2 separate regions of the Mus musculus genome follow, and region 1 is linked to region 2. The links are chromatin loops, found by intact Hi-C in ENCODE. Cell type or tissue: gastrocnemius. All regions are shown on one strand.

What was found. Peaks named below come from ENCODE experiments on the same cell type or tissue, not always from the same donor. Only the 100,000 strongest peaks of a DNase experiment are listed, where the experiment ranks them.
Region 1: it touches region 2 in a loop (2.8-fold over the local background); 8 of 42 quality-filtered maps call a loop at or near these places.

What each region holds. Positions count from the first base shown.
Region 1 is chr17:88,554,845-88,562,844 of GRCm38, forward strand. It overlaps Ppp1r21 (protein phosphatase 1, regulatory subunit 21), which reads left to right. Exons shown (of 22, transcript NM_028658.4): 8 at 6-58; 9 at 738-887; 10 at 3,745-3,846; 11 at 3,933-4,021; 12 at 7,265-7,401. Among named protein-coding and RNA genes, the nearest start is that of Ppp1r21, 29 kb to the left of the region's middle. In gastrocnemius, a CTCF peak has its summit at 3,793 (motif pointing left); DNase peaks (open chromatin) are centred at 1,553 and 3,788.
Region 2 is chr17:88,637,794-88,645,793 of GRCm38, forward strand. It overlaps Ston1 (stonin 1), which reads left to right. Exons shown (of 4, transcript NM_029858.2): 3 at 6,545-6,747; 4 at 7,422-7,931. The coding sequence ends at 7,496. Among named protein-coding and RNA genes, the nearest start is that of Gm38460, 12 kb to the right of the region's middle. In gastrocnemius, a CTCF peak has its summit at 3,463 (motif pointing left); a DNase peak (open chromatin) is centred at 3,451; H3K27ac peaks cover 800 bases.

The DNA of each region.
Region 1 (8,000 bases), 83 kb before region 2:
TGTAGAGTGTCATCTGTACAACGCTCTCAATGTTCCCCTGCACAATAGGCGACACCAGGTAAAGGATGGAGTGAGTGTGTTCTTGGTCTCAGCGGGGCACACAGCGTCCCACGAAGTCAAGTCAGTGTTGGCTCCCCGTCGCGTGTGCCACCTCATGTGCTGCTCGTTTCTTTAAACTGTGTGAATTGCTTTTATTGAGCTCAGGTGCTAATGGTTTAAAATTTTTTTAATTTATTTTTTATGTTATTGGGGGGGGGAGAGCTCACAGGCAGAGGCCTGAGGACAACTTGTCTGAGTTTATTTTCTCCTCCTACCGTGTCCTGGACTCTGATCAGCAGCCTTGGCGGCACTGGCGGCAAACACCTTTACCTAGTACTATACCGATGGCTTAATTTTATTGAAAAAGTATCTCACTGCATATCCCTGGCTGGCTTGGAGCTTAGTCTGTAGACCAGGCTGGCCTTGAACTCAGGGATGGGATTAAAAGCATGTGCCAACATAATAGTACTACTGATTTTGAAAATATTTCTTTGATTTTCTCTTATTAGAATTGAGTTATGGGATGTCTTCCTTTTTGAGGCAGGCTTTTGTTTTTGGGGAGTAGGCTTCCTAAGTTAACTTGGACAGGAGGGCACCGGTGTCCAAGTGGGAGCAAGTGGATGTAGACCTTCGTGGTGTCACTGGGGTTCAAGTGTTTTAAAGCAACTGTTTGACTCTGTGTATTTTGCATTTTAAAGCTGAAGATGCGAGATATAGCTGGGCAGGCCCTGGCTTTTGTTCAGGATCTTGTACCGGCTCTTCTGAACTTTCACACCTATACAGAACAGAGGATTCAAATTTTCCCTGTTGATTCTGCCATAGACACTATATCACCATTGAATCAGAAGGTAAATACTCAAAATTCCTTTTGTTGCCCTGGACAAATGGGGACAACAAATAGGGACTCTTTCCAGACTACTTGTGTGTATTAGCCAAGTATTGTGGGAGACGGGGAAGAGATCGGAAGTCATGGTCTTCATGAAAACAGTGTATGGCAAGTTCAGGGTGTTACGAGATTATTGCTAGAGGAGTTATTAGGAGACTGCAGAAGGAGCCATCAAGGGACACACTGAATGAGCGAGGGAGCACGTGGCCAGCATCCAGTGTGGTCAGCGTGTGGGAGCCAGTGGGCCAGGGAGGTGCATGTTGCTCTCATCTGAGCACCTTGAAGACTGAGCAGGATTGGAAGGGAGTAAGAGAGGCAGTGATTGTTGTTTTTATTTGTTTATTTCAACTCCCAGAAGTAGCTATGTGGCAGGAACTGTGGAGCAGGAAAGCATGGTGGGCGGGGGGCTGATGGAGGGGATGCTGAGTGAACTTGTGACTGGAATGTGAAGTCCGGAGGGGAGGAGTGGGGTGAAGGCCAGGAGAGCCAAGTGGCTTTCCTGGAGGCCCGGAGGGTGAGCGAGGGCAGAAGCCTTCCCTTACTGAGAGCTGTGCCACGTTTTGACAGTGCTGGCACAGTGGTCGTTTCCATTTGATTGCTGGGAGGGCTGATTGGCTGGCATGTTTCTGTCCCGTGTGCAGCGGCAGTGATTCTGTCGTTGGGCCAGGAAGCCACTGCACTCTGCCCGCTCTCGTTCCTTCTGCTGAGGCGTCTCGTGGGACAGGGCATATCCAGTTAGTATGGTGGCTCTGCAGGGTCGGTGTGGCTGAACTGAGAGCAAAAGAGATTTGCTTGCTACTTCCCTCAGTCCCTGTGCTTTCTTTTGCCCAAGAGATTTTTGCCCGCCTACCCAGGTAATTCTAAAAAGGATATAAAGATGTCTGCAAGAGTTTATTTAACTAAAAAAGCTAAAATGCTAATGAGTATATCCAGTTTGTCTGACTGGACAGTAAGATACCCTGGACTTTGTAGTTTCAAACAGCAGACATTGGCTATCCCCTGGTTTTCTGGTCAGCTGACTAGGGAGTTGTGGCTCCTGACTTCCCTGACACTGGGGCTGCAGTCATTGAAGGCGGCACTGTCTGGGGGATTTACCTCAAGAGGCTGAAATTTACTTATTCACAAGCCCGGTAAGTTAGAGCTAGAGGGAGGCTTGAAGCATGTTCCTCATGTGCCCTCCGGAGGGCGTTTGATGTTCTCATGACACCACACCTAACATCTCTTAGGGAGTTTGCTTCAAAAGATGTGGAAGCTATAGTCTTATGGGACCCTTGTCTAGCCCCATTGGCATTCCTGTTGTGATTTTGGTCACACTGACTGACCCTGAAACAGTTTGAGTGGGAAGTGTTCAAAGGCAAGAAATAATACATGGATGCCACTGAGGCCAGCTCACACACAAGGGGAGTAAGGAATCCTGCTGCACGCTCTACTGGCCTGACACGTGACCTGTGATCAGCCTTGCTTTTCTACTTTGAGGAAGTCTTCCTAGAGTGAGCGTGTGTGTGTGTGTGTGTGTGTGTGTGTGTGTGTGTGTGTGTGCGCGCGCCCATGCCCGTGTGTGCCCATAGTGTAGTACTTCTAGGGGTTGGATATAGTCATGCCTGCAGATACCCCAAATGCTTACTAATTTAGCAAAGACCTGGACTCTGAAGACGGACTTCTTGGATTCCCACTCTAGCTCTGTCTTGTTGTGCCAACCTTGGAGCTCTACTTAAATCCCTCTGTGTTGGTTTCCTTGACTTTAAAATGGGAGAGGGGCATGCCCATTTCCCAGGTAGATCCATATGCGGTGAATGAAGTACTGAGTGGCTGCATGCAGTGAGCACTGGGTAGAAGTTAGCCAGTTACCGTCCTGTGTCTCAACACTGCCTGGCTTTCACCAGTTCTCATCCCACAAGTCCACTGAAGCCCAGGAAAATAACTTGTGTAATCTGAATTTGTGCAGAACACCTCACTATTTTGAAGAATTCATTCACTTCTCAGTATTTCATCTTCTGTTGTTTAGCCTGTGAAAGTCCCTCTGATTTTCTTAGAAAGTCTATACTATTGAAGGTTTAGAAACCTTTTGCTAAAAGATGACCAAAATGTGTAAACTAATTCCTAGAGTTGTAAAGTAGCAGAGAACTCATACTTTACGGATGTGGGCAATGGACTCTGGAGTGCTTGTGCTGTTCAGGACGGTGCTAGTGTGCAGTTCCCATAGATCACCTGAGTGTTGTAGAAGACAAGACAGTAGGGCCTGTGTATAAGCAGGAGCTCAAACATAGCTAGATGGCTGAGATGTTTAGTAAGTGAAACCCCTTTGTTTTTAAATTGTCTAAAAATATAGTGGGGTCCCCCCCCTCCCCATGACGGGATTTAACCTAGAGCCTCACAAATGCTAAGCATACACAATATGCTACTGGGCTGTGTTTGCATACTGATATCAGTGATGATAGTAAACATTTTAACTCCTCTTGATTTCAGTCCTGGCATTTGTTAACCTTGAGTCGTGTACAGAGTAAAATGAAAAGCTGCCAGGCAAGCTCGTTTTGAACAGTGAGGTGAGGACCATAACACAGAGTCTGCCCTGTGCTCAGGGATGCTGGCCCTCTGTGCTGTGCTGTGTCTCCTCCTGTTTCTTCAAATGCCTGATTGTTCGCTCATCCTGTCATCCTCTCCAGCTTCCTTGATTTGGACTGGGATGAGGGCCACAGAATATTATCTGGGGCTTTAGCGGGGCTTTCCAGAAGTGAGGTAGCACACTTCCAGTCCACCTCCTGCATGCTGATGCTAATCTTCCAGCGGAATTCATTCAAATGCTTCTCTCTCATTTTCAGTTCTCCCAATACCTTCATGAAAACGCATCGTATGTCCGCCCCCTTGAGGAAGGAATGCTGCACTTATTCGAGAGCATTACAGAGGATACTGTGACTGTCCTGGTAATTCCCTCCTTGTTTTACAGCAGAAAATGGGAGCTCTTATTGGCCGGTAACGCTTTTAACTGTGAAATTACTTTTTTATCCAGGAGACAACTGTGAAATTGAAAATGTTTTCAGATCATCTAACTTCCTACGTACGCTTCCTGAGGAAGATCCTTCCTTATCAGTTAAAAAGGTATGCATTCCCCTAGAGGCCGGGAGCTGAGGAAGCTGCAGATGGGACCTGGCTTGCCCTGGAGTTAATAGTCCGAGTGGTCAGTCAGTCAGTCAGCTGTGGTTCTCAGCTGCCCTCTACTCTGCTGACTGTTAGCATTGCACAAGGCCATAAGCAGTGGTTTCAATAATTGAGAAGGCCACATTTTTTTGGAAGAAAAATTTTGGCTTTGAGTTCATATTATTCCTTTGTTGTTAATATCTTCGTGGGAGTTAGAATATTTAACATCTGCATTTGAATCTTAATCCTTAGGTATTTTTGAAATGATATCTTTTAATTGTTATTATTGTTACCTTATTTAAATTATAAAGTAAAATATTTATCTACACTGAACCTAGGTCCTTTAATATTCTACCCTAAATATTCAGTAACCTTTACTACACATGTTACATTTCTAGAAATTGCAATGTAGACTAGCCTAACCATGAATTTATAGAGACCCATCTGCCTCAGCTTTCTGAATGGTAGCATTAAGGGGTAAACAGGCCCATCTGGCAAGTTTTAATACTTTGATATTTGATCGAAAACTACAAAGTTATCTTTATTGTTTTTTTTAAATTAAGGAATAATACAATGGAACAAAAATTTTCTTGAAATATAAAGTATTACAAAATTAGAAACTACGTAAATTTGCTATTGATATTTTAAAAGTAGAGTTTCATTTTTAAGAATTAATACATTTTATGTGACATCTTATTTCTGAATTCTAAACTTTCCAGGTATTTGGGTAAGCAAATGCTAAGGTTTGTGCATATGAGAAGATTTAAACACTTTATGACAGGGGCTAGAGAGATGGCTCAGCAGTTAAGAGCACTTGGCTGCTCTTCCAGAGGTCCCGAGTTTATTTCCAGCCACCACATGATGGCTCACAAACATCTGTAATAGATTTGATTCCCTCATTTTAGTGTGTGCAAAAACAGAGCACTCTCTCTCTCTCTCTCTATATATATATATATATATATAAAATATGTGAATAAATTAATCTTTTAAAAAAAGACTTTAAAACAGAATAGACAGTACTGGTGCAGCTTCTTTGAGAAGACTGAGTGTGTTTCAAAAGCATTGCAAAGTCAGCTTGGCAGAGTACACCCTGAGTCCCTGCCCGTAGGAAACGGGCAGGTGGATTATAAACTCTAGGTCAGTGTGCAGCAGAGTGAAGACCGTGTCTCGGAAGTATTTGTTATTTTATATGGCTATCATTTTTATGCTCTCTCTTTCTCTCTCTCTCTGGCTATGTATTTTTATGCTCTATCATCTGTCTGTCTGTCTATCTATCTGTCTATCTAAATAACCCCTTTGGGAGCAGAATTGAATAAAGCAGATGACTAGGGGAGAGGAAGGGAGGAGATGGAATCATGTCTCCTTGTTAACTTTTCTAGGTTTGTTTTGTTTTGAGGGTGGGGAACAGAGTTTGGCTGCATGGCTCAGGCTGCCCCTGAAGCTCACCTCCCTGCCCCTGACCGTGGGACTGCGGCACACACCGTGCTTTGCATGTTTTCTAGTTATGTATGGACCTTTTTACTTGATGACTATGCACTGTTAAATAAACATTACTAAGAATCCACATTTAAAGAACTTTATAGTTAAAGTACCTACTTAAAGTTGAAAATGGTAAAATATATTTTTGATAATATTAGTGTATTGGCTGGTTTTGTGTGTCAACTTGACACAGGCTGAAGTTATCACAGAGAAAGGAGCTTCAGTTGGGGAAGTGCCTCCATGAGATCCAGCTGTAAGGCATTTTCTCAATTAGTGATCAAGGGGGAAAGGCCCCTTGTCGGTGGGACCATCTCTGGGCTGGTAGTCTTGGTTCTATATGAGAGCAGGCTGAGCAAGCCAGGGGAAGCAAGCCAGTAAAGAACATCCCTCCATGGCCTCTGCATCAGCTCCTGCTTCCTGACCTACTTGAGTTCCAGTCCTGACTTCCTTCAGTGATGAACAGCGGTGTGGAAGTGTAAGCTGAATAAACCCTTTCCTCCCCAACTTGCTTCTTGGTCATGATGTTTGTGCAGGAATAGAAACCCTGACTACGACAATTAGGAACGTTTAAATGTGAGCCTATAGTAGCAGCAATACCGGTTTTTGTTTATTTAATTCTCTTTAGGGATTCAGTTAAATGAAATGTCTTCTATAAATAATTTAAGGTTTTCCCTAGCAAAGGTTCTATGTGTTTATTACTGAACCAACAATTCACTCACATAGAGCAGGAAAAAAAAAAAGCAAGGCAGGCCCCGTGTTCCCATGCCCTCTCTGCAGACATGGGAGCGTCCAGCTCTGTGCTGTGGTGATCTCCACCGAGGTTCACAGCGCAGTTGTGCCCCTGGTGTTAGCTGTACAGAGGCAGCCTGGCTCCCCTCCATGCCTTCTCTTGTTTGTCTTACACCGTTTTTACCCATAGGGAAATGGGACGGTTTTGCTTTTGTTTCTTGGAACTGTTTGATTCTCTTAAAGTCCTGCGAGAGGTCATGATGAGAAGCCGAGTGACACATGTCTATTTTAAGACCGTAATCCAGTGCAGACGGTGGCTCAGTAGGCAAAGACTTGTGCTGCTCGGCTGTTGAGAGTCACATGGTGGAAGGGTAGAACCCACTCCTGCAGATGGCCTTGTGATGCCATATTGATGCGGTGGCATGTGCATCCACATAAATAACTTTTTAAAAAATAATTTCAATACTTAAGTATACATTACTCTCATGCTGGAGATGTGGCTCAGTGATAAGAGCACATTTTGTTCTTCTCGAGCGCCTGGCTGTGAGTTCTAGCTTCTACACGGTACGTAGCTCACAACCACCCATAACTCCAGGTCCAGGGCCTGTGAAACCTCCTCTGGCCTCCTCGTGAACACACACACAAATGGTACACAGACATATGCAGGCAAAGCACTTAGACAAATAAAACATTGTATATGTGTATGTGTATGTGTGTGTATCTACCTATCTACCTATCTATCTACCTATCTATCTACCTATCTATCTATCTATCTATCTATCTATCTAAACATTTAGACAAAAATTTTTTTTTATAAAAGAAAAAAGAAAGCCAAGCATAGTGGTGCACACTTTTAATCCAGAGGCAGAGGCAGGCGGATCTCTGAGTTCGAGGCCAGCCTGGTCTGCAGAGCGAGCTCCAGGACACCAGGGCTGCACAGAGACAAGGAAAGGGGCGTCATCAAGGATGCTCACCTTTCAACCCTGCCGTTCCCAGTTTAGAAGAAGAGTGTGAATCTTCCCTCTGCACACCTGCACTGAGAGCCAGGAACCTGGAGCTGTCCCAGGACATGAAGACGATGACAGCCGTGTTTGAGAAGCTGCAGACGTATGTCACTCTCCTCGCCTTGCCAAGTAAGTGAGACCACGGCCCACGGCTCAGCTGCAAGGGCCGGGCAGCGCAGAGGCTGGAGAGGGTGTGGGTCAGCTCGGGAGAGTGGGCAGAACAGAAGGTCTGGGAGCAGAAAACCCTGCATTCAGTGAGCTAGAGGTAGGGAATTAAAGGGTAAGTGGAGTTGAGTGCTGTGCTATGAAGGTAAGATAAACTATTGGGCATGAACCATGCATTAAATATGAATTCGCTCTCTCTCCTCTTTTCTTAAGTGGAGAAGGGAGAGCCATGACTGTTTATAGGGTGAGCGTAACAACACTTCACTAAGGGAGCCACAGGGAGCCACAGGGGCATCAGGGTCATTTGGTAGCAGCTTTTAAAGTTGTGGATTGTCTCCCTTTAGCCTAACTAGAGAAAAATACTCAGGCAGTCACTGAGGACTTCAGTTTCAGTGATGTTTTTAAGAATGCTGCGGTTTTAGCTGGGCCTGGAGGTACATCTGTGATCTCGGGACCCAGGAAGCTGAGGCACAAGTACCCTAAGTTTCCTGCATTTCTTCACAGCCTGGGCTTTAAAGGCAGAAGGGAGGGGGGGAGAGGAGGGGTGGGAGGAGGGGGGAGGG
Region 2 (8,000 bases):
TGTTTCTATTCATTCTGCTCGTTTTAAGTGCTAAGTGCATCTGTCTAAGACCCCAGCTTTTATACACCTGTTTCTATCGTATCATTGATTTTTAAGTTAGCCGTACTTTCAATCCTCCATTGTATCCATTTGTCCTTTTCTTCCACAGTGAGGAATCTCAGAACTCACTCTTGAATATTTTGAGTGTTAATGTATTCAACCATAGAATGGGTATTGGTTATGTGTGGTTGTCTTAGAAAGGGTGAAGGAGTTGGAGGAGAAACAAATGCGATCTTTATAAGAGTGCTTTGAAAATCTGGTGTAATTTGGTAACTATAAATTGTTATGTGATGTTGCTATTTGGTTTTCTTCTCTAGATTTTCAGCATCTGACAAAGAAGCTCCAATGTGTTTACGTCAGTCAATTCCAGGGTAGATGCCATGGATATCCCAAATTAGTTTGGGAAGCCTGGATAGCTTGAAGACTGCCCTCATTCCATCCCAGGACTGCAAAAGTCTTGGAGGACATTATATACTCAGGTTTCCAAAATTACTTGAGACTTGGAATGTTTTGACTAGAATCTGCTGCACCTAAATGTAAATTGATATCATGTCTTTTCCACTTGAACACCATTTTGTGGAGGGATCATTTGACATATTGAGGCAAATAGTCTGGAGTATTTGGTTCTGTTTTCATTTCTTCAGGTTGCCTATGTTAGTGGTACTGTGTTCATGTGGATCCTATCCTTCTTGGCTTCTTCTTTAACATATTTATTTGCTAAAACCATGCATCTCTTGCTAAGTCAAAGTTTCAAGTTTCTTCTCATGTAAATCATAGTTGTGTGTGTTATTTTAGTTGAAAGTCGATTTTATTCCATATTAGAATGGCTACTCCAGCTTGTTTCTTGGAACCATTTGCTTGGAAAATTGTTTTCTAAACTTTTACATTGAGGTAGTGTCTGTCATTGTCACTGATTTGTTTCCTGTATGCAGCAAAATGCTGGGTCCTGTTTACGTATCCAGTCTAAGTTTTTATTGGAGAATAGAATCCATTGATGTTAAGAGATATTAAGGAATAGTGACTTTTCCTTCCTGTTATTTTTGATGTTATTAGGTTTGTGTGGCTATCCTCTTTTGGGGTTGTTGAAAGAAGATTACTTTCTTGCTTTTTCTAGGGTGTAGTTTCCCTCCTTGTGTGGAGTTTTCCATCTATTATCATTTGTAGATCTGGATTTGTGGAAAGGTATTGTGCAAATTTGGTTTTGTCATGGAATAGCTTGTTTTCTCCATCTATGGTAATTGAGAGTTTTGCTGCGTATAGTAGCCTGGGCTGGCATTTGTGTTCTCTTAGGGTTTGTATGACATCTGCCCAGGATCTTCTGGCTTTCATAGTCACTGGGGAGAAGTCTGGTGTAATTCTGATAGGCCTGCCTTTATATGTTACTTGACCTTTTTCCCTTACTGCTTTTAATATTCTTTCTTTGTTTAGTGCACTTGTTGTTCTGATTATTATGTGATGGGAGGAATTTCTTCTCTGGCCGAGTCTATTTGGAGTTCTGTAGGCTTCTTGTATGTTCATGGGCATCTCTTTCTTTATGTTAGGGAAGTTTTCTTCTATAATTTTGTTGAAGGTATTTACTGACCCTTTAAGTTGAAAATATTCATTCTTTTCTACAACTATTATCCTTAGGTTTGATCTTCTCATTGTGTCCTGGATTTCCTGGATGTTTTGGGTTAGGAGCTTTTTGCTTTTTGCATTTTCTTTGACTGTTGTGTCCATGTTTTCTATGGTATCTTCTGCACCTGAGATTCTCTCTTCTATCTCTTGTATTCTGTTGGTGATGCTTGCATCTATGACTTCTGATCTCTCTTCTAGGTTTTCTAACTCCAGGGCTGTCTCCCTTTGTGATTTCTTTATTGTTTCTATTTCCATTTTTAGATCTTGGATGGTTTTGTTCATTTCCTTCGCCTGTTTGATAATGATTATGTTTTCCTGTAACTCTTTAAGGTATTTTTGTGTTTCCTCTTTAAGGGCTTCTAGCTGTTTACCTGTGTTCTCCCTTATTTCTTTAAGGGAGTTACTTATGTCCTTCTTAAAGTCCTCTATCATCATCATGAGAAGTGATTTTAGATCCAAATCTTGCTTTGCCAGTGTGATGGTGTATCCAGGACTTGCTACGATCCTCTGATCCTGGGCCTGTAGAGTGCCTGGGAGTGGAGCTTCCACTGGGTGTTGTGGGACTGGCTGCAGAGTTTGGGCCCAAGTTCTGCTCAGGGCACCGGCCCAGACAGGAAGGAACCCGTGCCACTGGTTGGGCGGGTTTCCTGAGTCCCTGGATCGTCCCTGGATCGTCCCTGGATCCCACTGGTCCCAGTTACTCCACGTGGTGTTGGAGTCCTGCTTCTAACATACTGAAAGAAATGCCATCCTAGTTTAGAGTTTGTCTGTGGTGGTACTAAGGAAACGTTTATAGGAATGGAAAGAAGAAGGAAGGAAGGAAGGAAGGAAGGAAGGAAGGAAGGAAGGAAGGAAGGAAGCCCAGGTGGACCTTCTCTGGATTGTAGGTAGGGGTCATCTCATTCTCCTGAATCTCCAGGCTTGATGCTGCTGCTCCCTTCTCTCCTGGTGCCTCTGAGCAGCTCCTTCTGGGTCAGTCTCACTGGCTGGGTGGTTACAGCTCAGTTCTGGTGAGCAGGGGTCCATGTGGGTGTCTGCATCTCCCTAGAATCCAGCACAGAGCTGGGTGGAATTTCCTGGAGATAATGTAAGTTGGTGAAGTGAAAGGGTGAAGGGGCATCCTCTCGTGACACATTCTTGCCAATGTGTGTTCACATCACACATTCTTGGACAACTCCATGATGTAGGCAGGCAGGTTCACTTTCACAAGAAATTCACAGTGATTACCTCCACTCTGCACAGACGCTCTGTTGGACCCTTTCGTACCAACAGTGTCTAAGCACCAAGGGAAAACAGCCTCAGGCTGTATAGCTAGCTGTGTGCTCTCCTTTCCTTGTGTGCGTGTCTGTGTGTGGAAATGAGAGCCAGGATTCTGATCGTTGTCTACCATGGGAGATTCAAAAGGGTAGATTTCAAAATTGATCTATGAGAACATGGTACTAAGACTTCCAAACTGTCTCCCCTGGCACAAAGACAGTGGAGGCAGCGGGTCGCCATGTGGAGGCAGCTGGGGTTTAGAAAGATGATTGTAGGCCCTCAACTACAGTTTTCTCTTCCCCGAGGTTCATCCCTGTTTCGCCCTCTGTTACCAGCTTCTTAGTTCTTAACCCTGCGATTTGGTTCTCCGACATCCTTTTTTTTTTTCAGCTCTTAGTAGCTCAGCTTCAGATATGGAGTATCTTGGGTCAGGAGGGAATGGCTATTAACCCGACCTAAGAGACTGGTTTGCGTTCCCACTCCAGAGCTGAGAAGTTACTGACAGAATAATTACTAAGGCCTGACAGTGCCCCCTCGTGGTAGGTACTGAGATAGCAGGCTTTTCTCTGTCACTTCTAAGTTTGACAAAAATGTTTTAGGCACAGTACATGTAATCTTCAACTCAAATCCTGAATAAGAGTGTGCTGGCAAACACCATAGAGTGGACAGAAGCCTGGAGAAAGACACCAGAAAGCTTGAGAGCAAAGTACTTTTTCCACCAGCTTTTTAGAAGTGACGCAGATGTCATGACTACCGTTTAAAAAGTATTAGGTCTTCAACTCTCATGCATTCCCCATCCCGTTTCATTGGGGGGGGGGGGGAACTTCCTCAAGACATTTTCCAGGACAATGTATACATAAAATTAAGTAATTGTCAGTGTCATTTTCAAGTCTAAGTCTAGAACACACAGTTCCCCGCTGGTATGGTAATTGGATATACTAGCTTAAAATCACTTGGCAACGTAGTAAATACTTTCTGTCCAAACCACTGCCTCTTCTCATTAGCCATTCTCACAACAGCCATGTAAAACTGAAAAAAAAAAACACTAAAAAACCAAAACCAAACCAAACCAAACAAACAAACAAAAAACGAAAATTGAAGAAAAGAAACTGAAGAAACTGAAGTGGCTGTGGACTGAGTGTCAGTGAACTACTGCATCCTGGCTGCTGCCGGAAGTCTACACAGGATGAAGGACTAGGAATCCTGCCTCTCTGCTTCTCTGATCTCTTTCTGTGTGCTAGTGGGTGGGTGCGTGCCTGCGTGCATATAGTCTCGCCTGCAGTGATGTGGATAGCTTACAGCCGCTCAGAGGCCGCTGTTGTCCCGTCCTCTGTGTTTGGGGTGGAGCATCTGCTGGGAACTGAGGGACAGCCTCTCCAGGCCTCTTACAGAGTCAACATTCCAATAAGAAACACATTAAAAGAATGAAAGGTGGTTTATCTTTCAAAACAAATTTAGGCAAAGTCTTTTAAATTCGTGCTTTTGGGCCCAAAGATATGCTCTGATGAAAGCTCTATCAGCAGCAGCACAGGAATTTAACCTAGCTTTTGAGATGACTTTTTAAAAATATTTATTTATTTATTATATGTAAGCACACTGTAGCTGTTTTCAGACACTCTAGAAGAGGGCATCAGATTTTTTGTTACGGATGGTTGTGAGCCACCATGTGGTTGCTGGGATTTGAACTCAGGACCTTTGGAAGAGCAGTCGGCGCTCTTAACCGCTGAGCCATCTCTCCAGCCCCCTTGAGATGATTTTTAAAAGTTACATTTATTTAAAGATAGATTAAACTAGATATGGCTAAATGCTATGAACAATGTGAGAGGCCCACGGGGCACTTGTGAAGTCAACAGAGGGCTTTACTGTTGTGGTTCGATGTTTCAAGATAAGGCCTCAGGCTGGCCTCAAACTCACAGTGTCGCCTGGGATGACCCTACATCCTCAATCCTCCTTTTCCTACCCCTTACGTGCTGGGAATACAGGTGTGTCCAAAACCTCTCTCTTTCTTACACACACACACACACACACACACACACACACACACTGTAATTCCCACTTTACCTTTCTCAGTGCACCCAGTACCCCCTGGGTTTTGCCCAGAGCCTGCCTGACTCAGCATAGATCACCGTCCACACAATCCACAGTTCACTTCTCTGACAATAAATGTTAGACTGAAACACTGAAGGCCAGTATGCCTGTCTCTGCACTGTAATCTGTTCCTGGAGAAGCTTTTCAGGACCGTGAGAGGGAATTTCAGTAGTGAAAAAAAGTGCATCCTACCAAAACAAAAAAGTGTTACATTCCACCTGAACAAAAAGAGCCCAGTTTACAAGTCAGGCTTTGAAACCCTATGACCTAACGTGAAGTTTGTCTTTGTATTATCTAAAATTAAATACTGGTTTAATCAATGACTGGGGGGGGGGGGGTTACTCAGTCTACTCAGAAAAAGCTTTTCTAGGGGCTAAAACACACTCTGGCCAAATCTGTTTCATATAAATATTGTTCTTATCTTTGGCTAGAAAACCTTTTTGATGTTTGTGACTAAAGCCATTTGTTGGAGCTGATCTGTGGTAATACAAATATACATACATACAGTGATGATACAGGTATATAGACACACAGTGATGATACAGGTATATAGACACACAGTGATAATACAGATATACATACACACAGTGATAATACAGATATACATACACACAGTGATAATACAGATATACATACACACAGTGATAATACAGATATACATACACACAGTGATGATACAGATATACACACAGTGATGATACAGATATACACACAGTGATGATACAGATATACACACAGTGATGATACAGATATACACACAGTGATAATACAGATATACACACAGTGATGATACAGATATACACACAGTGATGATACAGATATACATACACACAGTGATGATACAGATATACATACACACAGTGATGATACAGATATACATACACACAGTGATGATACAGATATACACACAGTGATGATACAGGCATACACACAGTGATAATACAGATATACACACAGTGATGATACAGATATACACACAGTGATGATACAGATATACACACAGTGATGATACAGATATACACACAGTGATGATACAGATATACACACAGTGATAATACAGATATACATACACACAGTGATGATACAGATATACATACACACAGTGATGATACAGATATACATACACACAGTGATGATACATATATACATACACACAGTGATGATACAGATATACATGCACACAGTGATGATACAGGCATACACACAGTGATAATACAGATATACACACAGTGATGATTCAGATATACACACAGTGATAATACAGATATACACACAGTGATGATACAGGCATACACACAGTGATAATACAGATATACACACAGTGATGATTCAGATATACATACAGTGATGATACAGATATACACACAGTGATGATACAGGCATACAGTGATAATAGATTTTAGAGCTGCTGGTTTCAGCCTGGCTGGATTCCTCCAGGCCATTTTGAAGTTCGCTAATGGGATTCTTACTACAGTAAGAAGCGTGTTGTAGAATATCCCTTGGCCTTTGAAGCATTCTGACTTTTTGGTTTGGCTTCTTCTAGGTCCTGATCAGCCCCATTGTCTGTCATACAAACTAGAACTTGGGTCAGACCAGGAAGTTCCCTCAGATTGGTATCCATTTGCTACTGTCCAGTTTTCCATGCTTGAAGCCTGTGCCTCAAGGACAGAGGTGAGGTCTCTGGGAGTGGAGAGCGATGCCCAGCCTCAGAAGCACGTGTGTCAGCGAGCTTGCTACAACATCCAGGTACCCCAAGCACCCTGGTTCAAATCAGGGATTCTCGATCTGGGGTGGGGCCTGGCCTGGATATAAATGCCTAGTTTGTCCCTTAAGAACCAGTCAGTCAGTCTGTCTGTCTGTCTGTCTGTCTGTCTCCCTTCTCCCTTCTATCATTGACAAGGGAAAAAAGCTTAGCCAGGGAGACTTAGAGGTCAGCGTTGACTTCTGTTGAGACCCACTTCTTTCTTTCCTTATTGGTGAAGTTAGTGAGGGCAGCTGCTATACTGTGCCCTCTTGTCTGCCCTGAAGGCCACACCTCCCCAAGCAGCTAGGAACTGTACTTTAGAAGAGACTGGCCCTGCCCATGTCCTGTCTGCTCTTGGGTTAGCCCCTTAAGGACCACAGAATGTCCCTCTGGGCTCAATCTGCAGGGCCGTTCCCATGTCAGCTTCTCAGAGCGTGGCAGCTTTCAAACAAACGTGATGAGAGCCATGATTTTTAGAGAGCTTCAGATCGGATTCCAAAAGGAAGGATCTGGGGACTTGGTTCCCACAACCTCACTATGGAGTGGGTGTGGGGCAGTGGATGGGTCTGTGTCCACAGGGTGGGGGTCGGGGTCTCTCGTCAGGATAAGCAGTCCAGAGAGCTGCTGTCCTTGCCATGTCTGCTAACCTCACCTGTGCTTTGTTTCCTCCTACCAGGTTGAAATAGAAAAGAAGTGGATTCAAGTAGATGGAGAAGACGCAGATAAAACTGGTGGCTGTGTAACTCAATAAACACAACCCCACGGTTCAAACACAGAACCTACCCACAGGGCAGGAAGTTCTGCTACTGTATGGTGGGACTGAGAAGCGGCCTTAGGCCAGAGATCCAGTGGCGAGTCCCAAAGCAGGCCATCTGCGTGCCACTCTTCTGATGCTCTGCAATGTGTCCATGAGTCGTACCATGAGTTACATCATGTTGAAACTTGGAGGCGCTGCTATCTGATGCAAGACCTGCTGGCCAGTTTGACTGAAGGGTATCTGGGTTTGGATTCCTCAGCGACTTTGTTTTATAATCTGGGTTTTGTGATTCCACATCGCTTCTTGCTTTCTGTGTGGAACGGTTCGAATGGATGAGAAGAGTTAGGAGGTACGACTTTGTTGGAGGAAGTGTGTCACTGGGGGTGGGCTTTGAGGTTGTAAAAACCCAAGCTTGGCCTAGTCCCTCCCTCTCCCTCTCCCCCTCCCCCCTCCTCCTCCCCCCCTCCTCCTCCTCCCCTCCCCCTTTCCCTCTCGCCC